7 separate regions of the Mus musculus genome follow, and all the other regions are linked to region 4. Evidence: chromatin loops called from intact Hi-C (ENCODE). Cell type or tissue: left cerebral cortex. All regions are shown on one strand. Links, peaks and the distances in the headings refer to the core of each region. The heading gives the core; the rest is flanking DNA.

Region 1 (4,443 bases), core at 251-4,250, 90 kb after region 4:
TCTGGGTCTCCTTCTTGACAGGCAGCAGAAGTCCCACACCCAGCCTGGGGGCTGTGCACAATGCAGGGGGAAGGACACTCTATTTCAGGGTTGTGGTGTCTTCCTGGGATGACACCCATGTTCCCACAATCCTGCTCTGCCATGCGCCATGTGCTAGTGGTGCAGGCTTTTAGTGCCCCAGCTTCCCTCTCTCCTAGGGGTTTCCTGCAGGACTCCAGACAGAAGACCCAAGTACTTTCAGGGAATCTGCATCCCCGGGTATAAAATGTTCATCAGGCCCAGGGTTCTTGCAAAGAGGCCATACCCTGCTTCCTCCTCAGCACCAAAACTCAATTTATTTTTATGCCCAAGAATAAAATTCCTGTAAAGCTGTCGTCCATTTGTGCATAACATTGAGCACAAACCAGTGGTCTTCCTCGTAGGAGCATCCATTTTTCTTCAAGGTAATCAAGAAAGCAGCATCTGGGACCCACACAGGGATCTCCATAGCTCTGTCTCTCACTGAAAAGTGCTTGAACCAACTCTTTGATTCCTGATCCCTGGCTGTGAGCTACTGAACCCTACATGTGATGCCCATGTACTGGAGAGGCATAGAGATGGTTTGCTAAAGACTTACAGGGACTGGGTGGACAATTCTAGAAGCATTCCTTGCAGTTGGAGACCAGCAGTATGTCCCAAGGGCTGGGGCACATGAGAGACAGGCCTGTGTACCCTTTCTACAAGGCTGTGCGGAGAAGATCCAGAGATGTAGCCTTGGCATTTGGGTTGCTATGCATTGTAACTCTCTGCTGGCTAGTTTTAACTTTAACTCAACACAACTTAGAATCACTTAGGAAGAGAGTCCCAATGAGGACTTGTCTAGGTCAGGCTAGCCTGTGGCATGTAGGGGTCTGTCCTGTTTGTTCCTTGAGACGAGAAGACTCATTCACCCTGAGTGTGGGTGCCACCAGGGTTGGGCCTTGAACAGTGGGGGAGTGAAGAAAGGTCTCTCTCTGTAGTTCTGGGTATCCTGGAATCCAGAGGCTTGCTATGTAGACCAGGATGGCCTTGAACTCATTAAATTCTTTCTGCCTCTGCCTCTGAGAGTTGGGATTAGCGGTGTGAGTCACTATCACCCAGCTCCTCTCTGCTCTCGACTGTGGACGTGATGTGACACGTTGCTCCAGGTCCTTGCTTTGACCTCCCTTAGCAATGGTGGTGACCTGGAAGCTGAGCAAGCCCTTTTCTCCCCTAAGCTGCTTTTTATCAGTTTTTTTTTTTTATCACAACAGGATGGAAGCTAGAACAAACCCCACAGGGTAATTGAATGCCATTGCTCTGCAGTACTCTGCAAAGCTTTTCCTAAGAACAGCCTCACACAGAACCTTCCCGGAGTCCGACAGCACAGCCATTCTCAGCCTGGAGGATGTTAGCAGGGAGCCTCAGAAGGCAGAGCAGCAGGGGCGGACCCCTGGAATTTAGTAGGCTGTTCCCCAAGCTCTGTATTCCTAACAGTTCTAAGAAATATTAATATATAGCACACACAGCCATCCACACTGTCTGTCTACCTTCACATCTCATGGTTTCTATGAATGCTGTCAGGAAATAACCCAGAGGCATTTTCACATGCGGTTAGGACTCCCAGCAGACTGGTTCCTCTCTGCACAGGATGAAGTGATAGTTTTCCTCCAGGTAGTAGAAAGAACTTCATTAGGCAGACAGGGGTCAAGTACAGTCGGGTTTAAGATCCCCACAAAAATCATCTAGAGCTCAAGGAATGGCTTCATGCTTATGATTGTCTACTGTTCTTTCAAAAGACCTGAGTTAGTGTCCCAGGACTCATGTAAGGCTGCTCACAGCCTCTTGTAACACTAGATTCAGGGGATCCACTGCCCTCTTCTGGCTATTGACAGTAACTGCACTCAGGCACACACACTCCCGTATATAGACACACATGATTGAATACACATAATTAAGAATAAAAATAAATCTGGTAAAAAATTGGCTTTCCCCCCCTCATTCACATTCGCAAAGAAAATTTCGCTCCAGCCACATTAAAGAAAAACTTCAGTCTTGAGATTTAGGAAAAAAAAAAAGAGTTCATTCCTTCATCCTTCCAAACAAGGTACAATACAACTGAGTAACAATACACACTCTGAAAAACACAACAGTATCTTATATTTCTCACTACTCTTTTAAGTATAATTCAGATATTAAGGAAGAAAGCTTCTAATCACATTAATACATTACAGAAAACCAAAATTAACTTACCACATAAAATAAATTAAAACATTACATATTAACCTTCAGTGCATCATATACAGAAGTCAGAAAGATGAGTTCTAAAAACAGCATCAGGTTCCTTATAATAAACTTATTACACTGTGGAGAGGAGTTACTTTCCAGTTGTGTGTGTGTACATGCACACATGTGTGCGTGCAACACTGTGTCTTTGAGATAGATCAATGGCTTCAGGGAATACATCTGACACCAGAACATTAGAAAACAAACATAAGCCAGGTATGGAGGTACACACCTGTACTCCAATAGGCTGAGGCGGGGGAATCATGGGTTCAAGGTTGGCCTGGGCTATAGAGTACAACCCTGTGTGAAAAATGTGTTGTCTGGGGTGGCCTCCCTTTGGCCTTGGGAGAGAGACAAGTTTATTACTCATTACAGGACTGGGGCCTGTAGGCAGTGTCAGAGTGTTGCTGGTCTATCCAGTGCCTCATAGGCACTAGGAAACCTGGCCTGGGGACTTGAAGGGACCAACGTCACCATCTAGGACTCAGGGACATAGTCACTTCCCTCACCAGTGCAGGTGGGTGGGTACCAACCATGCCTCCTCCCCCCCTTTTTTGGGGGGGGAGAGGAAAGGGATGTTGGGATTATTGTTCCCACCTTTTTCTGGGGCACATGACAAACTAACTCATGGTTTGGTTCTGTGTATGTCCACCTGGAATCTATCTTTCATTTCAGACTGGGTCTCCAATTGTGCTTTTCCGTGGAGAAAACATGTCCCATGGTGTGTTTAAAGTTATAGCTAGAGGTGTAGAGGTCTTTCTAGAATTTTTATTTTAAAAACTTAGACTTTGTGTGTACTCATATGTGCGTGTGTGTGCGTGTGTGTGCGCGTGCGTGTGTGTGCGTGTGCGTGTACGTAGAAATCAGAAGACATCCTGGGCAAGCCGGTTCTCTCCTTCCACCAGATGGGATCCCAGGGGATTGAATTCAGGTTATCTGGGATTTTGGTAAGTGCCATTGCTAACTGAGCTGTCTCAATGTCTCTAGAATTAATTTCAGCTCATTTAATGGGAATGGCCCTAGTCCCCTGAGTCACTGAATCAACTGTACTGCCCTCTGACCTGCCTAGCTGCTAAGAGTGCTCCTGATTAAGTAGCTGTACTAAATATCAAGAGAGGGCCAGTGTGAACTGACAGGAGGGCGCTGGTACAGCTAACCAGGCCCATCTGTGCTGTGACATGGCACAGGAGAAGGTACACAGCGTTTGTCTGACTGACTTCCAAAATCAAAGTCACCAACGCAGCAGGGCTGTCATACGTCGGGGCAGGGACGATGTCCAACCGGACTTGTCTCAACCTAGTCTCAGCCTCTGACTCTGCAAAGGGTAGACTGATGGGAAGGCACTTCTGGGAGGTGTTTGAGCCAGCTGCATCTGTGTACAGGCACTGGGATGGTACTGGCTGCTGCGACTGGCTGGACCTGAGAACAGGACCGTTTGGACACTAAAGCTGAGGTCCTCCCGAGATCCTCTGCCTTCACCATCGAGTGCTCGTGCTAAGCGTTTACCACCTCTGCTTAGTCTTGGATGACAACATCTTCAGGATGGGATATTAAGTGAGGAAGTTCCCAATGATATTTTGATATCAGTTCAAACTCTTTAAAAGAAGTCAGACACCCAGGAGCCTCCAGCAGACCAGAAAAGACCTGTCATCAGAAGCTAACAGTGTGAACTAAACTAAAACAAGCCCCACATCTCCTCCATTTGTGTTGCTCCCTGCCCTCCAGTGAGCCAGTACTTCAGGCGGGGTCTACTGAGAGCACTGGGGGCCAATAGAGGGCTGAAGTCCAGTGAGGTTGATTGGTGTCTGAGCAGCAGGTGACACTTGGCCTTGACCCACTTGTATGACCCAAGGAAAGCAAACTTAACCTATTTTCTCTAGTAATCAAAAAGTGCTGGGCGTGGTGGTGCACATCTGTAAGCCCAGCTTCCAGGTTGCTGAAGCAGGATCTTAACTTAAAGGTCAACCTGGGCTACACAGCAAGACCTTGTCTCACAAAACAAGATAAAGCATCAAACCAAAATAATAGCAAGAATGACAACTTCTGCCTGGAGCTGTGTCAGCTAAGCAGTTAGAGGACAGCACTGAACAGTTTCAGGTTCTTCTTTCAGGGCTTCAGGCCTTGTGAACAAAGGGTTAAGACCTGGGCAGATCAATGCCT
Region 2 (4,443 bases), core at 274-4,273, 220 kb after region 4:
CTCTTATCTACTGAGCCACCTCTCCAGCCCTGATCTCCATTTCTATAAATGGCCATAGAATGAAATGCCATCATTCTGAGAATATAAATTATACAAATTAAAATTGTTGAAATTTATTGTATGTGTGTGTGCATATGCACATACATGTATGTCTGTGCACCATGACATGTGTGTAAGTGAGAGAATAATTTGTGGGAGCTGAACTCTGGGTTCTGGGGATCTAACTCACATCGCCAGGCAGGGCAGCAAGCCCATTTACCTGCTGGGCTAGCTCATCGGCACAGAACGTGCAGCCTGTAGAGGCCTCTGACACAGAGTCTCACTGGAATAGTCCAAATCAATTTTCTCTCCCTTAAGTTGCTTTTTAAAAGTACTTTGTCAAGAAAGACAGCTGATCTACAACTCATCTTCATTCAGTCAGTGAAGGGGACATGGAGGTGGGCCTCAGGTATCTGTCTGAGTGGATGCACATTAAAGAGTGTGGCACAGGCTCTCGGGTGCTATTACATGACAAGGAAGAACCAGGAGGCTAAGGTGTGCAAAGCAGTACAAGCAAAGTCCATCCATCCTGGGACACACAGGGCAACCCTGTGCCCACGCTGGTGCCTGCACATCAACCTGCTTAGCCTGCCCAGCTTGCCCCGCACACAGAAACAAATTACTGTGGTTTTAAGTCACGGGAATTTTAGGTCTCTTTGCTCTGTGTTGCTTTTGTGGTGACAGTTGGTAAATACATTAATCTCGCAATCACAGAACTAAACATAGTAGTGAATGCCACCCAACAGGTGAGGCTGGAGGAGGCACATCCTGTACCATTAGTCTCTAGGGCTTTACAGTGATGAGGAGGAGAAGGTAAGGAAGAGGTGTCCAGAGGCTAAATAGAAGGTGATGTGTTATGGGAGAGAGAGCTGCGTGGGTAAGATGGTTCAGGGAGTAGAGGTGCTTCCACCGAGCCCTAGCTCCATTCCCTGGTCACATATGGTTGAAGGATGAACCAATTCCCCCAAGTGGTTTTTTGACCTCCACACACATGCTGTGGCACATATACACCCCAACATGCACAACCAGTCAATCAAGTGTGTCACCTGATAGGGACAGTGGGTAATAAACAATATCCTTTGTGTGACACTATTAAGATCAAAAGAAAGCTTTCTTAACTATGCAAAGACATGGACATAGACTAGGGCTGTCTGGGCAAATGAAGATGTATGACCAACTAAAGTGAGGACTGAGAAATAAGTTCAGACCCAGTGACTCAGGGATCATTGTTCATCTGCACAGTTCTGTTCAGTCAGAGGGCTGAGTTGATCCAGGTCTGATTGAATTCAAGAAAAATGGGAGGACTATGAACAGACAACTCTCAGTAGCCAAGGAAGATAAGAACGCAACAATTGGTATTTTTTGATTGAATATATTTTATAAATATTAACTAATGTGAGCAACAATTGGTTTTTTTTGATTGAATATATTTTATAAATATTAACTAATGTGAATAATCCAGAAAATATGAGAAAGTGACAATAAGGTTTTTGTTGCTGAGCAGTGTCCTGGGGAAGCTGGGTACCAGGATCTGATGGGCAAACAAGGCTGCCAGCCCCTCCTCTGATGGCAGCCACTCATCCCAGCTCAGGGAGGAGGCGGTGCACACAAGGTGGATAGGTGTCTATGGCAGAAATGGTGAAGGGTTCTTTCGATCTGTCAGCTGACAGTAAGCTTGCAGCAGGAGAAGGGGCGTGGTAACCACTGTCCAGGAGGTTGGGAAAATGGTCATTCATGGAAGAACAAGATTGGCTGGCATCCTAAATGTAAAGTGGTGTCAGCAGAGGAGATGCAATTTCCACTTACAGAGTGGGGAAATGGGATCCAGGGATGCTACTCAGTTGGTCAAGTGATTGGCTAGCATAGGTGGTACCCTGGGCTCTAACCCCAGCATCAGGAAACCTGGTATGGTGATGCATGTCACTAGGGAGGTGGAGGCAGGAAGATCAGAAGTTCACAGTCATATACAGTTACTTAGGAAGTTGGAAGTCAGTCTGGGTACCCCAAATCCCTGTCTCAAAGCAAAAACTCAAATCAACAAAACAACAACAAAAAGAAAGAAAGCAGAGAGAGAGAGAGAGAGAGAGAGAGAGAGAGAGAGAGAGAGAGAGAGAGAGAGAGAGAGAGAGAATCACCATACCCTGAACGGCTATATACCCACAGCTTTTCTTGCAACAGAGGGTTGACACCACAAGCCAATTAGCTGCCTGAATTCCAAAAAGAGATTTTGTGAGCAGAGCTGGGGCCCAGTAACCATCACCTGTGGCCCAGCAGGGGCACAGAAGCAAAACAGCAGGTGCGAGTGGTTAAGAAGAGACCAGCAAAACACATCACCAACTGCCAGCAGCCATTGTGGGCTTGGATCTGGGCAAGCAGGGTCTGACAGCAGAGGCACAAGCACTCACTCACAGAGGTTTTCCCCACAGGCTCTTAGGAAAGACAGGGAGAAGGGAGAGCTGGAAAACGCCCCCTGGTGGTGCAGGCCTGGGAAAGGTTATAGGTGAACAGGAAGAACTGGATACGAGAAATATTTTAAGAGATGCAGTTCAAGAGTTCCACAAAAAATAATAATAAAATATAAATTTATATTATAAAAATAATAAAATTATAAAAATAATATATGAAAGCATAGGTCCAAATATTTTAGAGACCCCCCAATGATAAACTACTACCTAAATATAAACAAGTCCAAGAGAAAAACAAAACAAAAAATTAAATTAAATTAAATTAAATTAAAAAAACTCCAGATACTAGCAGGCCTAACTGATAAAACCAAGATTAAAGAGAAAACCTTGATGGGAGCTGTAAGGGAGGAAGGCGGGGCAGGGTGCATGACAGCAAAGGGATCAGGAGGCACAGAGGACTCTGGAGCCATGCATGTGGGCAGCAGTGGCTTAGCATCAGTCAATACTGGAAGAAAGTGACTGACCCAGAAGTCAGAAAAAAGCGACTTTGCACAGTGGAGATGGGGTGGGGAGATAAGGGAAAAGAGTGGTAGAGCAAGACACCTGATTCCCTCCTCTGGCCTCTGGGCACGAGTGCACCCATGCGCGAGCGCACACACACACACACACACACACACACACACAAACACTAGGCATCACTCCAAACAGTATAAATAACTAAATATGACTTATTAAAAAAATATCAAATGGTCAACTGTGTGCCACTTCACAAGAAACCTACTTGTTTTATTTTTGAAGAGATTTATTTGTGTGTGTGTGTGTGTGTGTGTGTGTGTGTGTGTGTGATATGTGTATACAGGTGCCCATGGAGGCCACAAGAGGTATCAGATCCTCTGGAACTGGAGATACAGGTTGTTGTTAGCCACATGATGTGAATGTTGGGAACTTGGGATCTCTGCAAGAGCAGAGCTGTCATGCCCCAGCTGTAGAACTGACCAACAAAGGTAAGACTCAGAATGGTGAAATTCCCGTTGGTGTGTTCTCACACTTAGAGCCACCCTCCTCAAATATTTTGTGTGGTCAGAGACAAATGGTTGAAATAGGTGGGTTTTGTTTTTGTTATTTTTGCTTTTGTTTTCCCCTTCTGGTGATATACTATGAAGAGTGAAAGAGAATGAGGGAGTTTAAAAAGAAGTTGTAAGATTGGATCTTGGACTTTACACTGTTATATTTTGACTCTGCAATGTCTCTTGCAGGCTCATACACTTGAACATCTGGGCTCCAGCTGCTGGTGGAGCTGATTTGAAAAGTCAAAGAAACTGTACAAGTTTCTTGCTGGATGGCCACTGATAGGCGGGCCTTGAGGTCTATAGCCCACTTCTTCCCATCTCTACTTCCTGCTCCTTCTGATCTCTGCTTTCTATCCTGCAGAGGGGTGGAGGAGAAGTCCAGGCAAGACATAGAGTGAGAGCAGAAGCTGCGGACTGTTGTAGATCAGCAGACTGGAAGAGCTGGTCAGAACTGCTGGGGTTTGGGTCCCAAGGCTAGGTGATATTTACACAGGGTGGTCAGAATGGGTGCTTGAAATTGGTACTGTTGGTAATGACAAGGTCAAGGGTATGGACCCAGGAATGACTAACCAGGACGTCCAAGATCACAGGAAGAGACAAAGTGAAGTCCACAGAGGGAGTGAAAGGCACAGTCTGATGACATGAGACTATGAATGGGGAGGGAAGGCCAGTCTGAAACCAGTGTCCCAGAGCATGAAGATGCCTAACATGTGAGCTCCACAATGCCAGATGAGAGGAAGCTGTCACAGGATTCCAGAGGAGAGGAAGCTGTCACAGGGTTCCAGATGAGAGGAGGCTGTCACAGGGTTCCAGAGGAGAGGAAGCTGTCACAGGGTTCCAGATGAGAGGAGGCTGTCACAGGGTTCCAGAGGAGAGGAGGCTGTCACAGGCTTCCAGATGAGAGGAAGCTGTCACAGGATTCCAGAGGA
Region 3 (4,443 bases), core at 129-4,128, 340 kb after region 4:
TGGGCTGGCAACGAAACTGTTGTAGATTTTGGATCAGAAAATGATTAGCCTGTGGGTTTTCAAAAAGTATTGTGCTTCTTTCACAGTAAAGAGTTTGTCACTCCTTGTACCTTAGGTAGGGAGGACAGAGGGAGCTAGGCAAGGTCCTGGTCCACAGGTACTAAGAACATCTGTCCACTTTACATAACAAAGGACAAAAGGTAGGCATACTGTGGGGGCGCTCAGTGGTACAGCAACTGCGTAGTGTGTTCAAGGGTCCCATCTCCAGCACCACAAAGTAACGATTTGAAGAGAGCAAAACTACTCAACAGACCTACCCTCTACCACCAGCTACAATCTCCGACATGTTATCCACATGCTAGCAGGAAGGGGCATTGCAAGTCTAACATGTTGATTGTTTTCTGCTTCCATACTCATTTCAAGCACCTTTATTCCAAGTGTTGGGCCAGGTATTCTTTTCATGAGGGAAACATAACTTAAAAACCACCCATGCAATGACAGTTCAAGGCACAAGTTAAACACATGACAGGCTCAGCCAGCTCCAATGCAGTCAAAACTACTCTCTTCCTGTCCTTTGCTCTAGGAAGGATGTAGGACTAGCCCTTTCTTACCCATTAGTCCGAAATCTTAACACAGAAACCTGAGATTTGATTTCTATTATTTATAAGCTTATTTGAAGCACTTGGTTCTTCCTTACGAACTGCCAGAGGAGGAGTGGGCATGAAGAGGTGGCAATGTGTGTCATAAAGACAATTTTTTTTTTTTAAAGAATTTGACAGAGTGTGGGTGAGGCTTGTTTTCTGTATGTTTATCTATTCACTTCTGGCAGAGGATGGAGATGGAGGGTAGAAAGGAAAGGTGTCTGAAGAGCCAGACAATAGGCCGGTTGCAGGCCTGACTGGCATCCTAAAGCAGCCTGCCCTGCCCTGCCCTGCCCTGCCCTGCTATCCTCTCCCTTCCCCCAACACCTGGCAGGCTGTGGTTGTGATTTCAAAACAAGTAACTGCTGGACCCCTGCCTTCTGGACCCGGGACCCAGAATGGCCTTCTCTGCTCCTCCCTGGGGTGCAGAAGGGGAGGGGAGGAGACACAAGAGAAAGAAAAGGTGGGCGCTAAAGATGAACTCGCTGGTAGTACCTCCTCAGGGACAGCGGCCTCCCCTACTCCACCCCCAAAGCTTTGGGATAACATAAAAACGCAAGCCCTGGGTGCCCAGGTATCAATCTCCCATCCTGCGCCATCTGCCCTGCCAGCCCCACTGCATTCAGCCAGGCAGGCGCATCCTATGAATCTGGACCCCAGAGCGCCTAGCTGGGCAGGCGCACATCCCGCGTGGATCCCGCAGGGCGGCGGCCCGGCCGTCTCTCCGAGAAGGCTACACCTTCTCGGTGTAGCAGGCATCACAGACCCTGAATGCCCATGTCCGCGCGCAGGCCCATCTCCAGAGCTCAATGTGACAGATCCGCAGAGCCGCAGGTGTACCCAGGCGTCCGCTCCTGCGCGGGCGCAGCCACTCCCAGGCTGAAGCTGAGCTCGCTGTCATTCTGTGGCTCCAGCACCCCGGGGATCCGCCTGCCGTGGCGCCCACCCTGTTCCTTCTTTGGTGCCCTACCTCGTACTCTGCGGTCTCGCATCCATCCCCAAATTCACCCAGCAAGGCTGGGCAGCGCTCCTCGACTCTGGGATCCGCTTCCTGGACTCACAGCTCTTCCGCTGCGTGGCGCTTCCCGCGCATCCCACAGCTCGGGACAAAGGCCCTAGATCCGCGTCCCCGAGGCGGGCGCTGCAGTCAGAGTCAAGTCCAGAGCCCGCGGGAGGCTGGAAGAAGTGTGAGCTCCCAGCAGTGCGTGATGACAAAGGGCCGGGCGAGTGCGCAGCGCCCCCTCCAGAGCCCGGCTTGCTGCAGCGTCCCCGCCCGCGCCCTGCAGCAGCCTGGGCCAAAGGCAGGACCTGTCCCTCAGGAGAAACCCCAGTAAGACACACTCTGCTCTGAGTTTACACTCGGGGTGTATTTTATTTTGATTTAGGGTCTCAGGACATCTTGCCTTTGAGAGGTAACTTTCAGTGCTGCTAGCTAGTGACAACTGGATGACTAAACTCCAAACCAGATAGATTGATCCTGATTCTAATTCTGACCCCATCTTTAACTAGGCTGGGGGCGCACTGCTGTAACCTAGACAGCCTCTGCTTCCTCTGGCCCCTTGTACTTCTCTACCCTATCCCCTACTCCCCTGGAGAGACCCCAGTGGCTGAGTAGGGAATCAGGATTCATCTTCAGATCTGTCACTCCCCAGCCTTGTGACCTTGAGGATAACTCTGCGAGCCTGTTCTCTCCTGGAAAATGACCTGATCTAATGTATTTGTCACCTGGGCCTTTTCTAATGGTTGGGACAGGATTCTTCAAAGCCCTTGGAAAGCAGGATGTTGCAGGCAGTCAGGGCCTTACACCTCCATCCTGTTTCCTCCAACTCCATGTTAGTCACTCCCAAAGCTCTGAGAAATACGCCTGTCAAAACGTTCAGCCTCCAGAAAAACCTCTAGCCACTGAAGAAGAGCCCTGCTCTCCTGACATTCCCAACAGCAACCCTTTGGATTCCAACACAGTCAGACAGTACCCAAATCTCTGAAAGTGGTCCAGGAATGGACATGTGTGTACACATTGGTGGGGGCATGTGTGCATGTGCACATGAGTACATGCATGTACAGAAGCGAGAAGTTGATCTCAGGTGTTCCTATCGCATTCCACCTTATTTTACAGCATCTTTCATTGATTATGGAAATTGCCATCTTGGCTAGGCTGACTGGTCAACCAGTAGAACAGACATAGAAACGTGTGCTGCTATGCTTGGTTTTCACATCCCGCTGGGGATCAGGTCTCAGGTTCTCATGCTTGCCTGGCAAGCATCTCACCTACCCACTGTCCTAGTGAGTTTTGACCCGATCTAAAGCAATGATTCTAAGCATCCTAATGCTACATGACCCCCAACCATGAAATCATTTTGTAACTATAATGTTGCTATTGTTATGAGTCATATGTAAATATCTGATATGCAACCCCCATGAGGGCTACAACCCACAGGTTGAGAACCACTAGTCTAGAGTCATCTAGAGTTGAAGAATTGCTCAGATCAGACTGGCCTGTGGGCATGTCTGTGGGGTGATTGTCTTGATTGTTAATTGGTATGGGAAGGCCCAGCCCACTGTAGCCAGCACAATTCCCTAAACAGGTGACCCTGACCTGCAGAAGAAAGCCAGCTATTAAGTATGAGCCTGACTGACCCATTCAGCAACCTTTCTCCATGGTTTCTCCTTCAAGTTCCTGCTTGAGTTCCTCCCTTTACTTCTCTCATAGACTGTGACCTGGAAGTGTAGGTTAAACAAACCCTTTCCTCCTTCCTGGGTTGCTTTTGGTCACGGTGCTTATCATAGTACTACAGTGAAACAGAACGTTCACCAAGCTATGTCCTTCAAATAGCTTAAACAAGTACTCTGGTAGTTCCTTTGTATACAGGCTTGTGAGAATGGCCATTCTAGGGCTCGTCCAGTGGTAGAGTGCTTGCTTGAGATACATAAGGTCCAAATACTCAGTAGTAGAGAGGTGGGGTGGGCAGAGACTATTAACATGAATAGTCTCTCAACAAAAGCCGCTACTGCTGCGCTGTGCAAAGATCCACCACCACAAGCCCAGAACAGCCCACAGGCATGCCGCTCAGATGCCAGGATGACTGATTCTTTGCAGTTCTCCCAAAACCCACACCATGATCCCCACACCTCCTCCACCTCCACAGCTTCTCACACGTTTCTGTGTCTTCCTCAGATGCAGTCATGGTCTCTCTTACTCTGTGCCGAAATCTGACAACAGAGCAAGTCACAGGGGTGAACTCTTGCCTCTCTGGTACCTATGTCTAAAGTTCCACAACCAAGTATGAAGCAGTGTTCCCTGTCAGAACTCCAGGGAAGCTGGGAGCCCCCTTTTAGAATTCCATGAAGTGGTAGGTAAGGCAGGCTCCTTTCCTACCAGGCTGCCTTCCTCAACAGAATCTCCACAGGGAATCAAGGACCATTTCCTAAAGCCTCTCAAGCCAACTCTATTACATTCAAGTGTCTCCCTTTAGGGCACTGGTCCCCCCCAAACTAACAGCAGACCCTCCTCGGACCCCAGCACTATCCAAAGGCTTCATGCAACATTTTCCTCACCCAGTCCTCAAAAGACCTCCAAGAGATGGGCAGAATTATCATCTCCTCTTCACTGGAGAAACTGAGACAGAGTAGATAGGTAATTTATCCAAGACCACACAGCTAGTACATGGCAGAGCCAGGGTTCTAAGCTAAGCACCCTGGCCCCTGAGCTTGTGATGGCCTCTACTTTCCAGAGGAACAAGAACGGGTGTTCTGAAGCAGAACTAGAAGCTAGCTGTTGTAGATCACGTCTGTGATCCAAGCA
Region 4 (4,443 bases), core at 160-4,159:
ATTTGTGCAGTGCCCGCAGAGGGCCAAAGAGGGCTTCAGATCACTTATGACTGGAATTACAGATAACTGTGAGCCACCATTTAGGTGGGTACTAGGAACTGAATCTCTGGAAAAGCAGCTAGTACTCTTAAATGCTGAGTCATCTCTACAGCCCCAAATTAATATACATTTTAAGGAATTTTATACAACACAACATAGATTGTATTTGGTACATCAAAAAGGCATAAAGGTGCTTGGTTAGAAACCCCCTTGGTAACTTTCTTTTATATTACTGTTTCTGTGGCAAATATAGCACAACTTAACAGCACACCCAGGGCTTCTTCCAGAATATCAACCCTCACGGACACCAGGGCTCCCACCAGTGTTGACAGGACCTAAGGCAGAACGAGTGTTTCTCATCCCCTGCCAAGGAGCTGCTGTTCAAGGACTTGGGAGCTGTGAGGCATTCCTGACCTGGAACCTTTCCAGCTCGCTGGTGACCAGAGCCTGGGCTTGAGCCAGAGGCGCATGGCAGCGCTCGATGCATTGGTGCACCTGCTGCATAGATGCTTGGGTGTCTTCACAGCAGTTGGCGCTGCACCGGAACATGAGGCCCTGGGGAGCGAAGACAGAGCCTGGTGAGACTGGAAAGACTCTGAGGACAGCTCTCGAAGGACAAGGCCTTGGAGGCCATGCTTCTCTACCTGTTTTGTTTTATTTTTCCCGCCGTATCATCAGGACTTCGTAAGACTGGGACGGTTACCAGGCCTAACATTTGTAGGATGGGGATATATGTTCTTGGGAGCGCGCTTGCTAGTTCTAAGAAAGCCTTGCGTTCCATTCCGCACAGCACAAAGCCAGGGTGGTGGCCCATGCCTGTAATCCTCGCACTCCAAAGGTGAAGGCAGGAAGATCGGGGGTTGGAAGTCAACCTGGGTTAAAAGAGACCCTGTGTGCTGCTATGAGCTCACTGATAAGATAATGTACCCAAGACTGAACCGGAAGAAACCACGTTCTGAAAATCAGTTTTTGTATTTCTGTAGCAGAGTTCAGAGGTCGGCCTGGCTAGTCAACGCCCCACAAGGCGATCGAAACAGTAGAGGGTGATTAAGGGGTGAAGTTAAGCGAGGCCAGTAGGGTGAGGGAGACGGGGCCCACGCTCACGGGCGTTCAGGGTTCGTGGCATCTAAATCAGCGCAGGACGGCCCGAAGGGATTTCGGTCTGGTGGTTCTCCTGGGCCGGTCCCTCCGAGCCTCGCGCCAGATCACCTCAGGGGCGGCCGAACGCTCGTCACCGAGGCCAGGTGGGAGGAAACCGCCCCACGCGAGGCCCGGAGCTCGAACGTCACCGCGCCACCCCCGCCCGAGTTTCCAATCCCGTTTGGGCGCCGGACCGCGCCGCTACCTGCATCTTCCGGATGTTCTCTCTCTCCACACTTTTCACCATGGCGTCCACAGCCTCCTGCACTCGGAGTTGCTGCACCTCCGCCATGGCGACCCTGAGCTCAGCCGCGCCGGCGCCCGCGTGTGCACCCGCTGCGCCCCGCCCCCTGCGCCCGTGCGGGCTTCTCAAGCCACTGAGTCCCACCCTCCGGCTTCGCCCCGCCCTCGGCTGCGCCCCGCCCCTAGCTAGTGAGTCCCGCCCCTTTGCGCTGAGCCCGACCCCCCACCGAGTCACCGCACAGTCTTCCGAGTACCTCGCCCTGGCCCCTGGCCATTGCGCCCTTGTCCTCAGTAAGCGTTCCCGTTCCCGCATCCTCATCGCCCCCTGGCGTCTAGGTTAAGCAACTTCAGGCAGGAGACAGCGGGCGCGCCGCTGGTTCTTCCGTGGAGCCAGGCTTTTGGTGGCCAAAGATCTCTTCGTCGTCTGACTTCTTTTCTTCCTCTCTTTCTCTCTCTCCCTCTGTCAATCCCAATTTTAAAAAAGCGAATGTAATTAGCAGCTCTTGTACAGCTCGATCAGATTTTATTATTGCTATCTTTGTCTTGGTTTCTTTTTGTTGCCGAACAGAATTTCATTAAATGTACATACCACAATTTGCTTTGTCAATTCCCCAGCTGGTGAACATTTATGCCGAGTTACTAGTTACTGCGAGTAAAGGGTACGGTATTCTAGATTGTCTCAAGAGTAGTGTGGGGGTATGGAGGGGCTGTAGATAGCGAGACCGTTGAGTAAGGGCGAGCTGTTTCTGAATGGATTGGTTCTGTCAGCCATGTGCTCTCGTGTTCCCATTTCTACTGTCTTATGCAGTCATCTCTGAAACACAAGTGGTCCCTTCTTCCCATGGGCCGATGCAGAGGGGAGCATCATTAGGTTAGGAAGAGGGCTACTAAAGGCTGCGTTAGAAGAGCTTGGGCTATAAGTGGTCCCATAGAGATAAGGGAAAGTTCGAGTGTTTCGGGAAATCTCTCTCGGCGAGCTAGCATTGAATTTTTGTATTGAACTAGAAGGCCCTTGCCTGGCACTCTGGAGAAGGAAAAGAATGACAGGCAGGTACGGGAAGCTTCAGAGGGCAAAACAGAAAAAAAAGGTTGAAGCTTTGTGGAATAGCCTGGAACGAAAAAAAAAAGACTAGCGTGTGAAGAGTGCTTGAGATTTTAGGCACTTGCTGTGATTCGCCACTAGATGGCAGGCTAGCTCTGTTTTGAGGGTAGGAAAAGCCACACAACCCATTGTCCTTTGAGAAAAGCTGTGTTCCTCCATGGCTGGGCTTTCCCTCTCTCAGATACCAGGGTTGGGGATAAAATGTGTCCACTACTTGAAGCCGGACTTACAGGGATCTTCCAGGAGCAGCTGGAGCCAGGGCGATGGCAGTGGTCACCCAACAGACCAGGTGCTTTGCAAGTACTTTGAATGGGGTCTGAAGCGGACCCTTCAGTGTCCATTTTTCTCTCACTGTGCACAAAGTCAAAGCAAAGGGAGGGGAAGACTCTGGAATATTTAAATCCTAGCAGGGCAAGATGGCTGCCTCAGCCGCGAAGACACCAGACTGTGGCAAGACTCTTGAGACTCACTTCATGATTCCAGATTCCATAGAAAATTCTTTCTAATAAAGGCACAGTTTAACACTTCTCACTTTCTCCTTTATTTCTAATGTGTATCATGGTAGTTTCAGCAGCTGCTTCTACAGTAATGCTGTTAGTCACACTGAGATCTGGTGGGAAGCCTTTGGTAAGACAACTTTGTTAGTTTCAGTATGGCAAGACGAGTGGTTCTTTGATGTTTATGGAAAGTGACTCCTGACATGTGAGGAACCTGCCCCTGTAAGACAGTGGTCACTCTTTAAAGACTGGATCTAACGGCTTGAAGACAACAGGCCATGCCTCTCTGCAGCTCTCTGTAGGACCAAGAGTTAAGAAGCTAGCTATCTGTGCCGTGCTCTTAGAGTATTCCCTGATTACAGGTCCTAACCTATACCTGGCTCCTCCGAGCTCTTTGCCATGGACGCTGTGTTGAACCAAATCACAGGTGTGAAATGTTCCTTAAAATTGACATAAAAGTCTCATATGTCCTTCATTCCTGGGATGTCTCTGAAGAGACTCCTTGACCCCACCCATTCCTCTCATGACAGCTGTCCTCTTCTCTCCTCTGATTCTCTTCTAAAATATGTTTATTTTTATTTTATGTGTATGTGTGTGCCTGATTATATGTGTGTGCATCACATGCATGCAGGGGCCCATGGAGGCCAGAAGAGAACGTCAGACCCTCTGGAACTTGAATTACTGGTGTTTGTGAGCTATCATGTGAGTGCTGAGAATTGAACCTGGGTCCTATGCAAGAGTAGATAATGATCTTAACCACTAAGCCATCTCTCCAGCTTCATCTTATTCTCATGATAAAGCGCCTCTCTAATTTTAATTTTTTTATATTTTAGTATTTATTTATTTGCTTGAGACAGGGTTTCACTTTTTACTAGCCCTGGCTGTCCTGGAACTCACTATGTAGACCAAGCTGGCCTCACTCTCACAGAGATCCTTCCCTGCCTCTGCCTCTGCCTCTGCCTCTGCCTCTGCCTCTGCCTCTGCCTCTGCCTCTGCCTCTGCCTCTGCCTCTGCCTCTGCCTCTGCCTCTGCCTCTGCCTCTGCCTCTGCCTCCTGAGTGCTGGGACTGAAGGCATGTGATATCACCCTCCTGGTGCTCTCTGGGTTTTAAAGGGAAGCTTTCTCCTCTTCTTCTTGGGGTGGGTTATGTGGTCTCTACCCCAACCATATATCCAGTGACTGTATAGAAAATGGAAGAGGAGTGAGATTAGAATCAAATATTAAGACTTGAGCAAGACCTAGCTAGGGAAGGGAGGGGGTAATTGTCAACAGAACCTTAAGATAGGTTGAATACTCCAGGGAAAGGGCCTATATAACTTTGCAATCCTAAGAAGGTGACCAGACTTCAGAGGGTAATGATCATATGGTGCACTTTGTGATAGAGGGGCTTAGGCAGACCGAAAGCACTCCAAGACTCAGTGT
Region 5 (4,422 bases), core at 423-4,422, 430 kb after region 4:
AGGCATCATTCAGCATGATGGAGGCCGTGGCCCGGCTGGCCTCACTGGGGAAGCTGGAGGAGCACGGACTGCCTTGCTGGCAGGTAGGTGATGTCCCCAGAGCGGCAGAGCTGGTATGCAATGTCCTCAGCAGCTTCCAGCTTGCATAGCTCAATCAGGCCATAGCCTGCTGTGGCCAGCGAGTTGTCGATCAGCTCAGCTGCCTTGGAGTCACCCTCAGCAGAGATGATGGCCGCCTTCTGCTGCTACAAATCTGGCTCTCTCAGCGTCCTGCTGAGCCACCTGTTTGGCTTCTACTGCCTCTGTGAACTCCTTCTCAAAGATCAGATGTGTCAGGGACACGTCATCCAGGATGAGCCCAAATGTTGCTGCTTGCTCTGTGAGGTCATCGCTCACTTGCCTGGAGATAGCTCTCGCTGGGTAATCAATTCTCCAGCATCAAATCAAGCCACCACTGACATGAGGATCTCCGTGGTGATAAGACAGCAGCACCTGCTCATCATAGTCCTGGCTGATGTTGGTGTAGATACGAGGAAGCTGGCTGGCCACCGGAAGAGGATGAGCAGTGTGACGTTGACGTTGTGCAGATCTTTGCTACTAGTGATGGTACGTTCCGTGGTCGAGAGCAGCTGTCAAAGAAAATTGGCTTCTGTACCCAAGGGATGAGAAAGTGAGTCCCTTCCCCTACCACAATGTCCTGTACTCCATGAAATTGGTCAAAGATGACAGCTCTGTGTCCAGCATCCACATTCTATAAAGCAGAGTTCACGCCTCCTGTAACTGCTAGCACCAAGCTGACCTTTCCATGGACCGAAACACGAGCAGCTCCTTCTGTTGCTTCCACTCACACCTGGCTTTCACTCTGACCTCCACAGGAACCCTCACTTCAAAACTCTAAAGCAGTAAACTTTTGTGAAGTGCTTTTATCATTTTACACAGAGAACTTCAATATATGAAGCTGAGTCCTTTGACACTAGTTTTACATTTCTTCTGTTAAGATAAATCTATTTGTGTAGAATGTCTTTTCTTGAATTTTTACTTCATCCATGACTAAGGTTGAGTCTCTTTTCATATGACTTGTTTTTTTTTTCCTATGACATGTTTTATTTTGTTTTTTGTTAAGTGCTTATAATGCATTTTTAACTAGGTTTTCTTCATTACTTTTTCTGGATGTCAGTCCATATAGATGCATACTGTATAGATGTACAGATGGTTAGACTGTACCACCGTGCCAGGCTCATGTCATAATGAATGTAAAAATTAAAAGCAAAATGAGGTTGTAGTTCAGTGGTAGAGTGTTTACCTACTAGCATAAAATTCAGGGTTCCACTCACGGTTTGTAAGCCTGCAAGCCAGTTTTCTCAGAATTCTAAAACTGTTGCCCGAAGTGCTGCTCTCCCTTGCCGACCTCCTCCAGTCACTGATTCAGACAGCCCTTTCTGGTGTACTTTCTCCACTGTCCTAATTAGGAGAGCAACACTGGCAGCCTGGCGTTCCCACTTTTCCCGTTGTCTTTACTGCACGCATCACCAGACACCTTCCATGCCATGCAAACAAAATACTGATAAAAGACAAACGCCAGCCAAGGAAAATAGAAAACAAGTTATGGCACGTTTCGTCTGCCTGGGAGGCTCAAGGATCACACACGACCTTCCTAACCCACTCTAGATATAAAGATCAACTTTGTTAGGTAAGTCCCGGATGCAAGTCACTGAGGGAGGCTCTGGGTTCCAGGGGTGCTTCCAGTGACTGATGGGAGCAAAGTGAAAACTGATCGTGGGTTCTCCAGTAATGGAAAAAGTGTGCTCACTTTGCTTAGGTTAATACTCTTCTTATCACAGTAAGAAAGTGATTAACATCTACCATAAACCATCAGTAGACTTTACAACCTGACTTCAACTTCCAGTCTCCACCCAAGGATCCCTCCCGCAGGAAGGTTCTAACTAGACTTTGCTGGCACATTCTGCCCTCCCAGGGAGGAGTCAGCGGAAGGAAGCACTCTCCCGATGTTGACCTCCACTTGGGCAGAGACAGCGCTTCTGGACGTGGAGGGGTTTGCTTCCGGGGAACGATCATCTAAGCCGTGCGGCAAAATGAAAGTGGGTTCCGCCCAGCCGGAGCCCCACCTCTTTCCCTGCGGACAGTTTTGCGGGCGAAGTACGCGTGCCTTTGCCCGTGTTTGTCGCGAGCCCCGGTGGAGAGCGACATGGTCTCAGGAGCGCGGCTCCGGACGGAAGGCCGCTCGGCTGCGCGCGCCGGGGCGCCCCCTGCAGGCGATGCCCGAGGCTGAGGCTGGAGGAGCCGCGTGCGGACCGCACAGCCACAGCCAGGCCCAGCGCTGGGAGGGAGGCGTGGCGGAGAGCGGAGTCGCCTCCACCCCAGGCTTTACCGGGGCCAGCGAGCGGCCTTGGCAGGAGGGACCCAGGCAGGAAGCCCTGAGGGTAGTAGGGACGCCCTGTTGGAAAGCCTGACCAGCCTAAGCCGAGGGCAGGCCATGCCATCCGGGTTGGAGAGGAGTCAGGCAGGGTCCAGACTCTACATGCTGGTCCCAGTGACATAAAGTTAGTGCTTTAGCTTCAGCCTGACTTCCTCCTGAAGGACCCTGTGACCACTGCGATAGGCTAGAATTGTATATTGGTGGCCTGATATTGTGTATCAGGAAACTATTTACAAATAGACCCTGCCCCTTTTGTGTTAAAAAATCTTAGGCAATTCCAGCAAGTCAGAAATGAACATTTGACTTTGGTATTTGTTCTCTTCAATATTTTTTCTTTGTGTACAGGTTTTTAAAAATACTATAGTTGGGGCTGGAGAGATGGCTCAGCAGTTAAGAGCACTGGCTGCTCTTCCAGAGGCCCCAGGTTCAGTTCCCAGCACCCACACGGCAGCTCACAGCTGTCTCTAACTCCAGTTCCAGGGGATCTGGTTCTCTCCTACATGCAGGCTAAACTCCAATTCATATAAAAATAAATACATCTTTTTAAAAAAAATACTATAGTTAGTGCTCCATGGCTGTAGTCCCAAGTATTTAGGAGGGAGAAACAAGAGGTGTGTTGAGTTACAGGCCAGCCTGAGCTACGTGATAAAACCTTCACAAAATCCAAAGAATTACAACAATAAAATAGTCGACAATTTTGGATCACCTTTCAGTGACCAAAAGCTTTCTTTTTTGCTTAATAAGTTCTCTCTGTCTTGCTTAAATGAGAGAAAAATTCCACGGTTTTGCTGTGCTTTTGTGGTTCACACATTTTGCATTCATGTGATTTAATTTGAAGCCTTTGCAGTTTCCATTGCTATCAGCATTACAGGTCTGGTCTGGGGGGATAGGAAGGCAGTCTGGGGATTGAATCTGGGGCTTTGTGTAAGTACACATCTGCAGAGCCAACGTTGGGTGAGCCTACATCAGTGGCTCTCAACTTGTGGGCTGTGACCCCCTCTAGTGTTGAAAGATCCTTTCAGAGGGCCCACCTAAGACTATGAGAAAACACATATTTACATTTCAATTCATAACAATAGGAAAATTACAGTCATGGAGTGGTACTACCATAATTTTATGGTTGGGGGTCACCACAGCGTGAGGAACTGTATTAAAGGGTCACAGCATTAGGAAGGTTGAAAACCCGTGGATTAGATGCTGGGCTGCAGGCTGGTCCCTATCTATGAAGCTGTATCCCTAGCTGTATGGTGCTGACTCCTTGTCATTTCTGCCCTAAACGCACCTCAAGGTGATATAGATTTCACTATCTGGGCTGTGTCATAATGGACAGGTCACATGAATCTTAGGCGCACTGTTAGTGCTGATAGTCGATACTGAAAAAAAGTTCCTCTTGCAAACAATAAACCTACTAGGCCCACAGTGTTTTGGACAGAGAAGCCCTCGAGTAATTGAGAATCGTGTTTGTCTTTATGTCTAACTTAGCTATATGACAGGGTTCCTCCTGGGAGCCAGTACTGACTGTTCATTTCCAGGCCACCTTGTTGGCCGGGGACTTTTTTAACGTGCAGCCTGCACACCTCAGGACCTTTGCTTTGCCAGGGCCATCCACGCGCCTCTATCACACCTGGCACTCAGCTTCCCAGCTAAAGGCACTCATGGCTTCCCTCACGTGCATCTGGAACGGGATGTCTGCACTACTGGACTGTGTGCAGGTCCTGTATAACCAGGCCCCTGCTGGTGTTAGTCTCTCCTGTAAAGACCCTGCTTTCTCAAAGATGGTCCAGCCTCAGCAGCATCCCTGCCTCTCTAGCATCCCTGCTCAGGAGACCAACCTTTCCTGAGGTGTAAGCTCTGGGTGTCCTTTCTGAAAAACCTCACTACTTCCATCCCGACATCTCAACATCTTCTCTGGTCCTTGTTACAGCTCTGAGGGTTTTCCATTCTCCCCTGGCTTCAGAAGTCCCTCAAAAAGACCCGCTATAGCT
Region 6 (4,443 bases), core at 194-4,193, 240 kb after region 4:
AATGCTCAAGGAAGTCTTGGAGAAGTCTAGACAGCTCACCATGAACTTCTCAGAATGTGTTCAGACAGTTGGCCTCCTCCCAGAGACCCCTCTGCTACCCCAGGGAAAAATCTACCCGGAAAGCACAAGGGGCTCCCTCAGATGAGGGCAGCCACCCCAATCAGACCTCAGGACCAACTGTCATGTCTTACCAAAATAGGCGTTAAAAGCCGTGATAAGGGGAAGGCTTGTAATGACAGCCTGAGCCTCCTTTCATCCAAATCTCTAGAATCTCCTAGACACACTAATTACCCCTCCCTGCCCTGGGAGGAGGAGGAGCCTGCGCTTGTTACCCTGGCAGGACATCTCAGCTCCCTAAGAACCAACACTGACCTAAACCCAGGAATGGCATGGGGTCCACCCTCAACCCTGTCAGTGTGGTTCTTATGAAGGTTCCTTATCCCGAATTCACTATGTTAAAAATGACAGAACTGGGGTTGGCAAGATGGCCCAGTGGATAAAGGCACTTTGCCTCCAAACCTAACCACCTGAGTCTTATCTCCAGGACTCACGTGGTGGAGAGAGCCAGCAGGTTGCCCTCTGGCCTCCACACATGCAGCAAGGCACGTGCTCCCTGCCCCAAAGAAAGTTCAGTAACTTTTTTTTTTCCTTTTAATGGAAGAAATAAGGGCTGGAGAAACAGTTCAGCAGTTAGACTCTCGCTCTGCGATCATGGGGATAGGGGTTTGGATCTCAGCACCTACATAAAAGCTAGGCATCCCCCCAAAAGCCTGAACCCCAGTTCTGAGTGAGGCTGGAGGATGGCTGGGGTTCACTGGCTTCCAGCCTAGCTGAGGTTCAGAGAGCCCATGCCTCACAGGGACAGGCAGACAATGTCCCCAGGAACTCACAGGTGCCTCTTCCAGCCTCCCAGAATGTACAGGCACACACACCACATATACTCAGACACTTAGGTACCATGAACACACAAATAAGTAAAATAGAATTAAAAAAAAAAACGACAAATGGGGTAAATGGTAATATGTAGTAGTGCCCTGTGAGTTGCCAGTCATTGAAGATGTGGTGTGAGGGTGCCATCTGCCTCAGGAGAGCTGTGCTCCCAATTTGCAGGTCAGCTGCTTGGCATTGTGGGGTAGGAGGGAGACTGCTCAGCCCACAGGCTGCTAGCCGGAGCTCCTATACATGTAAAAACATCTAGCCACAGATTTCAGGACTCTCTACAGAGTAGAATGTGAGGTGGCATAGAATGGTGAGTAGAATGGGGAATATAACAAAATTCCTGTCCCTGGAACCCATCCTACCTTCCTGGACAGCCCTTGGGCTGTGACACCATGAGCCTCACTTCCTGGACAGTGGTGCTTGCCCAGGCTTAGTTGAGATTTCTGAGGACTTGACAGCATGGGAGGAACAACATTGGTTGTCCTAGATTAATACGTTATCCTGTTGAAACCCCGCAGTGGTTTCTGAGATCTGTCTAGGAAAGCCAACTTGTTCTAACCTCAGTCTGGTCAGGGACAATGACAGTCACTTAAAAATATTGAGGGGCAGGATGGGGGGTGACAACTAGGACGGGAAGTCTTTTCTTTCTTTGCTATTGAAAAGATTGACAGTAATGTGTGGTGGGCAGAACCCTGCAGGCCGGCCTGTGAATAAACTTGTTCTTGGGGCTTCCACACTCATTTCAAGGTCACTGGGAGGAGGCAGTTCCAAAGGGGGCTGTGTTATATAGGAGGGTCAGGCAAAGGGTAGGTTAATAGCACACAGAAACACAGGCTGTGTGCGACCCAGCATGGTGTCCTGAGCCTAGCAGGTGGGCTTGACTAGGTAATTAAGGCCAGATCCAAAAGATATCTTTGCAAGGCATGTGACGTGAGAGGTGTGTGGAAATTAGCATTTCTTTGGGGACATTTCTGCATGGATGGGTGAGTGTGCCCCCTGGAGGCAGTGCAGTGAGTTCTCCAAGGACACGGCTGTTTCCCTCATACATGGTAGCAAAGTTTGTCCCATTCACTGGGCATGAGAGTTAATTTTACCCATTATGTCAATTTTCTGCAAGACAAATTGCTGTCGAATATTCTGTGTAGCTAGTGAGAATTGAAGATGGAAGGCAAGATTTTTCAAAAATCCTTTTGTGGTTCATATGCAGGGTTGGGCCAGGCTTGAACAGATGCAATTTAATGCTCGACAGGACTCCCAGACTCCTTTTTTCTTTTAAGTCTTTGTTGATGTACACCCAGGGGTGCTTGTGGCATGATAATAACAATAACTAACACACATTTCCTGTTCCACTCTATTCTGTGAGCTCAGAACAGCCCAGTGTGTTTGGTATAGTAGAATCCCAGTGAGATGGGAACCATTGTTAGCCTTGCTTTACAGGGGAGACAGTGGTTGGTCTGGTAATATTCATAGATAGGAGAAGAATTTTGCAGGGCCAGAGCAAGAGGCCATGCCAGAAAACCCCACCACCCACAGTGGGAGAGAAAAAAACTGCCACAGTGACCTCCAACAGTCTCTCAGAAGCAAGCCCAGTGTCAGGGACACGGCCAACCTACGTGATGTGGGGACCATCACGAGTAGTATTCTCAAATGCAATCCGTGGGGGAAAATGTATCCAAGGGTTGGGTCACCCTGGTTGTCATGAGAGGCATTTGTGTGACCCTCCAGGAAGGAGCAAGAGAAGGGCAGTGACAACAGAGTCGGGGGCGACCCAACACTGCTTCTCATCTGTGCAGTCACCCATCCTCAGCCAGCACCAGGGAGCTCTAGATGGCTCACCATGAAGACTGTGACCAGGATCCAGAGCCACTGCTACCTTTGGATCATGGTAGTGACTCCTGGTATGTGTAGATCAATATCATAAGATCAATATAATCAGCAGGCTCTGAGCTTTCTTTGCCAATTGACTGTCCTACATCAGAGAAGGCAGGGGCAGACATTGTCTTATCTCCCTACAACAAAGCACTTCCCCAGCAAGCAGCAAGCATGTGGTCAAGCTTTGGAAAGACTCACTCCCTTCTCCTTAACTCCCAGAGTGTGACCTGGCCTCCTCCAGGGCTTTGGGCATCTGTGGGGTCTCTGCACAGGGCCCCCCATGTTCTGATTCTATTTCTCTGTTGTACAGAAGAAGAAGCTAAGGCCTGACCCAGGCGACCTAAGTGCTCATCCCATACCAGAGATGCCTCTGGAGACTGGCTCCTGTGTAATGGTTTGCACCTTGTCTAGATTGAGCTAAAGCCATTGGGGTGGCTGTCCTCAAGTGGGTACCCGGTAATGTGTGGTACTCAGGTGTGTTCTGAGGTGAGTGAGGAAGCCCAAAGTTTTCAGTTAGTCCTTTTGCTAGTGAGGAAAAAAAGAGAGCTTAGCTGGAAGCTACTGAGTTAAAAAAGAAAACACACACACACACACACACACACACACACACACACACACACACACACACACACCAGAAAGCAAGGAGCTGCTGCCATCTGGTGGGGATCTTGGGGAGTGGTAGTGAATTGAATTGGGGAGGGGCTGGGCTACTTACCTGGTCCTTCCATTTTTCTGTTTCCTCTCTTTCTTCTTTTCCTTCTTTTCTTCATGTCTGTCTCCCTCCCTCCCTCCCTCCCTCCCTCCCTCCCTCCCTCCCTCCCTTTCTTCCTTCTTTTATAACTGCTCCACAGCCATTTGAAAGAAATGTGCATTCTGATTTATAGACTATTTGCATATCTATTAAGCCAATATGTTTTTATTGTTAATGAAACCTGCTATATTCACACACAGGTGTGTTTACCTATTAATGTATACTTTTATCTACTTGGTGTAGGGATAAAAAGGCATAAAATCTCTCATCTAAAGTTGTGATTTCTCTTCTTTTCTTTACATTCTCATTTAGTTTACCTTCATTACAAAAAAAAAAAAACCCATTTAAAAAAAAAAAAACAAACATTTATTTTGTGGGTAGGAGCGCCACAGTGTATATGTGGAGATCAGAGGACAACTTGTAGGAACCTGTTCTCTCTCTCACCACATGGGTTCCGAGGGATAGAACTCAGTTCATCAGTCTCAGAGGCTCTGCCCACTGAGCCCCTAAGCCCCCCTTCTCTCTCGCTCTGGTGGTGCATGCCTTTAATCTCAGCACTCGGGAGGCAGAGGCAGATGGATTTCTGAGTTCAAGGCCAGCCTGGTCTACAGAGTGAGTTCCAGGACAGTCAAGGCTACACAGAGAAACCCTGTCTCAAAAATCCAAAAATAGAAAAAAATTTCCTTTCTCAATGAGAAATTTATCATGTTTTACCTCCATTTTCCTCCAAGTTATCATTTCTGTTTATTCTAATAACTATTCTGAAAGTGTCTGCATTTGGTTTGTGAATGAAACATTAGACTTAGTTGTACATTTAATTGCTCACTAACTAGTTTTAATTGCTGGGTTGTTAATACTGATTTTTTTCATTATGTGAGTTC
Region 7 (4,443 bases), core at 301-4,300, 170 kb after region 4:
AGAGGGGGACGATTGTCCCCTCCCCCACTCGCGTTTATGTCCAAGAACCAACTCTGAGGAAACTGGTTATACTCAGGTGTTACTCCCGCCTCCTCTGACAGGGACACCAAGACTCCCATGTAAGCTCATTAACAGGACAATTAATCCGCACCAAAAAAAAAATTAAAAAATTAAAAGAAAATAAAATCACAAACCCACCCAACACCTAGGAGAGCTTCAAGTCGAAGGCTAAGGGTACGGATGCGCAACGCATGCTCCCGCCCCCAGGGACTCGAAAGGGGCTCAGGCCAGGGCCACCTAGGGGTCGCACTGGGACAACCTGCGCTTAGGCGGCTTTGAAGAAGCCCGGCTCGGCGACCAGCAGGTAGGCAGGAGGGCGTGGGCACCGGCGAGCCGACGACGCGCAGAGTAAAGTTCAGGCCGGATCTCACCTCCCGGCGGCCACCTCGCTAAGACTGTCCCCCACTTCACAGTTCTTGGTGACTCCCGGTGGCTCGCACGCTCCCACCCACTCCAAACACCCGCCTCTCTTCTGTTCTCCCAAGCGGACTCAAGAGAAACGCAGAGATCAGGCTGGAGCGGCCCGGGAACATCGGGTGTTGCCTACATACCCAGCGCTAGCAGAGCGAGCTGTCCGGTCGCGGGGACCATCTTCCGAGCGCAGGGTGCTGCAGCCACCGCGCTCCCTGCGGTTGGCGAGTAGCCGCGCGCCGCCGCGGTGTGCGCGGGGGAAAAAGGCGCAGGCGACAGGGCCGGCCCCCCGGCGCGCGGGCGGAGGGACGACCGCGCCTCCCGGTGGCACTGGCCGGCGCGCTGCCCGCGGCGGAAACGGGAAAGAGGTGGAGGTTCCCGCCACCTCTCTGCCTTAGGCGACCGGGGAGAGGCGGACCACCCTCCCGCGATGGGGCGCCCCCGAAGGCGCAGGGGTGGGGACTGGAAGCCGGGGGCGGGGACCTGCGCCCCGATCGCGACAGCCAGTCACCACCCTGGGCCAAGGGCCAGGCAGGAAGCGCCTGGCTTCAGACACCTCCCTGCAGTGCTTGCGCCCAGGGTCGCCGCCCGAGTCCCCTGCGTAGTAGCCGCGTCCAGGCTGTAGGCGGCGGAGCGGAGTCGCTCAGGATCCAGTCACCTGTGCTAGGGGCTTCTCCAAGACACGCTTGAGCAGGAGACTGGAGACCCAGGAGCTTGGCCAGTTACCTGGCAAGGTCTGACTCAAGAAAAGCGCTCTCTTCATAGTCAGCCAAACACTCATTAAAGTCGAATTTCCACCTGTGTCCCCATCCTTGCTGGCCCCACTCTGAGTCTCCAGATACATTGTGAAGATCAGGGAATCTCTGTGTACCATGAACTTAATCTCGCATCAACCCTACTGTTCCACTGCTTCGGGGAAGCAGGAGCCGGAACAAGAGCTGGCTTTGTTACAATTAAGTGCAGAACTAAGGAGAAGCTGGTGGTGGGGGTCAGCTAGATGGCCCATTCAGGGGTTGTGTCTTTGAGATGGCCCCTGAATATGAACTATGAGAGGGAAACACAAGAAGGGAAGACTTCTTTTGGATAGAGAATGAATGGCCTGTGGGAGTTTGGGGATGTGTGTGTGTGCACATCCATAGGGGACAGTAACTCCAGAGAGACCACGACTAGGCATAGAGTAATCAGACTGACCCCTCTCCTGCTTCCTGCTGCCTAGCTGCTCGAGAGAAGACCCACTCTCCTAGCAGGTGGGGCGTTGGTCGGGTGTGTTGGACTTGGGATTCTCTTGCTGTCTCTTTAGCTGGATGCTCAAAGTTTCAGAGTTGAAAATTCCAGTTTATTGTAAGAACAAAGGACCTCGTCGATTCCAAAAGAAGGCCCAAGCGATTGGCCCTAATGTGTGGGTACTGTGTTAATTAACCAGCTTTCTGTTGCTGAGACAAAATGCACGCGGTAAGCAACTTAAAAGGAGATTTGGTTTTCTGTTCTAGTTCATGCTCCCTTGGCCAGTCTTGTAGCTTTGGGTCTGTGAAGGGGAAGGACACAATAGTGGGGAGCATGCGTCTCAGCTCAAAAGCAGGGGAGTGGGTCCCAATATCCCCTCCAAGGGTACACTCCCAGTGTTCTAACTTCCTCCAATAGGGCCCCACCTACTGAAGTCTCCACCATCTCTCTCTAGCGCCACCCACTGGGGGCCCAACCAAGCAGCAAAATGAGCTTTTAGGGGAGGAAAAAAAAACCCCTCCCAAACCAAAAAAACCAAACAAGCCAAACAACAACAAACAACAAACAACAAAATGGCGTTAAGTCCAAGCATCCTTTTGTCTTAATTGATTGATTAATGTTTTTGGAGACAGGATCTCACTATGTAGTCTCATCTGGCTTTGAACTCACAGAAATCTACCTGATTCTACCTCCAGAGTGACAAGATTTGAGACCTGTAGAGCCACACCAAGCTCCAAGTTCCCCCCCCCCCTTTTTTTTTTGAAAAAAAAAAAAGTTTATATTGCTTGTATAAGTTTTTTGATGGTATATGGTACATGTGTGTCTGGAGTCTGATCCTCCAGAACTATATAGGACCTGCTCCTCTGGCTCCTGACCCCCTGGAGCTGGTAACATATGATTACATACTACCAAGTGCTGGGAGCTGCTGCAAGATAACACGGGCTCTCACCCACCGAGCCATCTCTCCAGTCCCACCATAAGAGGAACAGTTAAGACCTGCACCATAACAGATGGGATGGTCCAATACAAAGCGGTGTGAGTTTATATAGAAAGCCATCCCTTCCCTACACTGACTAGAAACTATTGTACTTCCTTCTTTATGCTTGTGACTGGCTAGTGAGGGTCCCCAGACAGTCATTTTCTCCATCCATTGCATAGAACTTTCCTATGGCCTTCAGCACGAGGGCTCACTTCCTTCAGTTTGACCTGGTCCTGTCCTGGGGCTTGCCTGTTCCCTTGGCTACAAGAGGCAAGGAATCAGGGCTGGGGACTGGAACACGTGCAGAGCAGCGGCTGAGGTTGGCTGCCAGCTGTCTGGGAATCAGATGTCCTGGTCCTCTGCCCACTGCCCACACACTGTTGAGGCTGGCAGAACCAAGCAAGTGGGCTGGTCCCCTGAAGGGCTAGAAAATATTTTAATCAGAAGATAATTTGTGGGGCTGTAGAGATGGCTCAGAGGTTAAGAGCAGTTGCTACTTTTGCAGAGGACTAAATATGTACAGTGGGAATTCTAGTACTCAACGTGGTGGTTCAAAACCATCCATAACTCCAGTTCCAGGAAACCCGGTGCCCTCTTCTGACCTCAATGGGCACTAAGCATACGCATGATACACGTACACACATACAGGTAAACACCCACATATTTTGCCAGCTTGCAAACTAGAAAGTACACAACTCCAAGTACATTCTTTCTTTCTGTCTCCACCTCTTCCTCCACTCTGTCCCTGCCTCACTGCCTCCCCCTCACACCTTCTTCTCTTCCCCTCTCTGTCTGTCTATCTTTTTTAGGGTGGGCCTTGTTATATAGCTGGGAACTTTCTATTCTCCTGCCCGGGCCTCTTCATTGCTGGAACAACAGAAGTGTGCCACCACACCTGGTTTAGAACATGCCCTAATACTTGAAAATCATTTGTTGTTCCCCAAGATTTTCTTGAACTGGTATAATATGGTTTTAGAACATTCCAGCTTTTTAAAAAAAAAACCTTTTATGTGCATATGTGTGGCGTGCTTATGCGTATATGCATGTTTGTATGTATGGGTGCCTGTGCACAAATGTGCACACATGCAGAGGCCAGAGGTTGAATCATCCTCATCTTTCCTTCTACCTCATTCATTCATTAAGGCAAGGTCTCTCAATCAAGCCCAGAGCTCACTGATCGGGCTGGTCTGCTAGCCATCTTCCTCTATGATCCCCTGTCTCTTCTTCCCAAGGCTGAAATTTTGGGAGAGCTATTACTCCACCCAGTATTTATGTGGATTCTGGGGCTCTGGACTCCAGTTCTCATGCTTGCATGCCAAGCACTGTAACCACTGAGCCGTCTCTCCAGATACCTTCCAGTTTCTTCTAGCGAATAGATCATCAGGTTTGGGAAGCAAATAGCAAGAGTGATGTTGAAAGCTAAGTTTGTTCCATGATCTCTCTGCTCCACTGCCTCAGTTTCCCACATTTTATTAAAGATAAGACTTATTGGGACTGTAGGAGAACTAGATGCCAGAGTTTGTCTACTTGACAGTGTTTCATCTGAACAAAGCTGGCTATTAAAGTTCCCTTGGTGGGCTTGCCTCTCCATTCCATGTTCCCCACTCTTCCCTGGCTTAATCATTCCATGTCAATTTCCTTGCTCACGGGTACACATACATGCATGCCCACACCTCCACGCCTACACACATCTATCTGCATGTGCACACGTACACACTGATATGTTTCAGCTATACAAAATCCATTGCTGTCTGAGCTGAGTAAGTCCC

The links. Hi-C counts contacts between places; a loop is a spot of excess contacts. Peaks named below come from ENCODE experiments on the same cell type or tissue, not always from the same donor. Only the 100,000 strongest peaks of a DNase experiment are listed, where the experiment ranks them.
Region 1: it touches region 4 in a loop (2.2-fold over the local background); 2 of 42 quality-filtered maps call a loop at or near these places.
Region 2: it touches region 4 in a loop (6-fold over the local background); 13 of 42 quality-filtered maps call a loop at or near these places.
Region 3: a loop joins it to region 4, with 5 times the contacts of the local background. A loop is called at or near these places in 18 of 42 quality-filtered maps.
Region 5: it touches region 4 in a loop (2.8-fold over the local background); 8 of 42 quality-filtered maps call a loop at or near these places.
Region 6: it touches region 4 in a loop (9-fold over the local background); 32 of 42 quality-filtered maps call a loop at or near these places.
Region 7: a loop joins it to region 4, with 4 times the contacts of the local background. A loop is called at or near these places in 13 of 42 quality-filtered maps.

Annotation. Positions count from the first base shown.
Region 1 is chr6:86,273,335-86,277,777 of GRCm38, reverse strand. It overlaps Tgfa (transforming growth factor alpha), which reads right to left. Exons shown (of 6, transcript NM_031199.5): 6 at 2,034-4,443. Among named protein-coding and RNA genes, the nearest start is that of Tgfa, 80 kb to the right of the region's middle. In left cerebral cortex, for the core only: a CTCF peak has its summit at 1,887 (motif pointing left); no DNase peak of the experiment used is centred there.
Region 2 is chr6:86,140,060-86,144,502 of GRCm38, reverse strand. It overlaps the pseudogene Gm19596. Among named protein-coding and RNA genes, the nearest start is that of Tgfa, 53 kb to the left of the region's middle. In left cerebral cortex, for the core only: a CTCF peak has its summit at 2,526 (motif pointing left); a DNase peak (open chromatin) is centred at 2,486.
Region 3 is chr6:86,026,115-86,030,557 of GRCm38, reverse strand. Add2 (adducin 2 (beta)) reads right to left here and starts at 1,877. Exons shown (of 16, transcript NM_001271857.1): 1 at 1,612-1,877. In left cerebral cortex, for the core only: a CTCF peak has its summit at 1,889; DNase peaks (open chromatin) are centred at 1,556, 1,805, 2,376, 3,727 and 2 more places; H3K4me3 peaks cover 2,192 bases; H3K27ac peaks cover 2,823 bases.
Region 4 is chr6:86,362,761-86,367,203 of GRCm38, reverse strand. It overlaps Fam136a (family with sequence similarity 136, member A), which reads right to left and starts at 1,558. Exons shown (of 3, transcript NM_025591.3): 1 at 1,385-1,558; 2 at 454-594. The coding sequence starts at 1,471. In left cerebral cortex, for the core only: CTCF peaks have their summits at 1,755 (motif pointing left) and 2,586 (motif pointing right); DNase peaks (open chromatin) are centred at 1,617, 2,240, 2,314, 2,605 and 1 more place; H3K4me3 peaks cover 2,236 bases; H3K27ac peaks cover 2,374 bases.
Region 5 is chr6:85,934,840-85,939,261 of GRCm38, reverse strand. It overlaps the pseudogene Gm7542. Among named protein-coding and RNA genes, the nearest start is that of Tprkb, 21 kb to the right of the region's middle. In left cerebral cortex, for the core only: a CTCF peak has its summit at 2,238 (motif pointing left); DNase peaks (open chromatin) are centred at 1,690 and 2,135; H3K4me3 peaks cover 1,266 bases; H3K27ac peaks cover 665 bases.
Region 6 is chr6:86,126,142-86,130,584 of GRCm38, reverse strand. It overlaps the pseudogene Gm19596. Among named protein-coding and RNA genes, the nearest start is that of Tgfa, 67 kb to the left of the region's middle. In left cerebral cortex, for the core only: CTCF peaks have their summits at 1,945 (motif pointing left) and 3,483 (motif pointing left); DNase peaks (open chromatin) are centred at 1,924, 2,725, 3,224, 3,431 and 1 more place.
Region 7 is chr6:86,191,714-86,196,156 of GRCm38, reverse strand. It overlaps Tgfa (transforming growth factor alpha), which reads right to left and starts at 935. Exons shown (of 6, transcript NM_031199.5): 1 at 612-935. The coding sequence starts at 651. In left cerebral cortex, for the core only: CTCF peaks have their summits at 1,080 and 2,160 (motif pointing left); DNase peaks (open chromatin) are centred at 731, 993, 2,140, 3,006 and 1 more place; H3K4me3 peaks cover 1,172 bases; H3K27ac peaks cover 1,123 bases.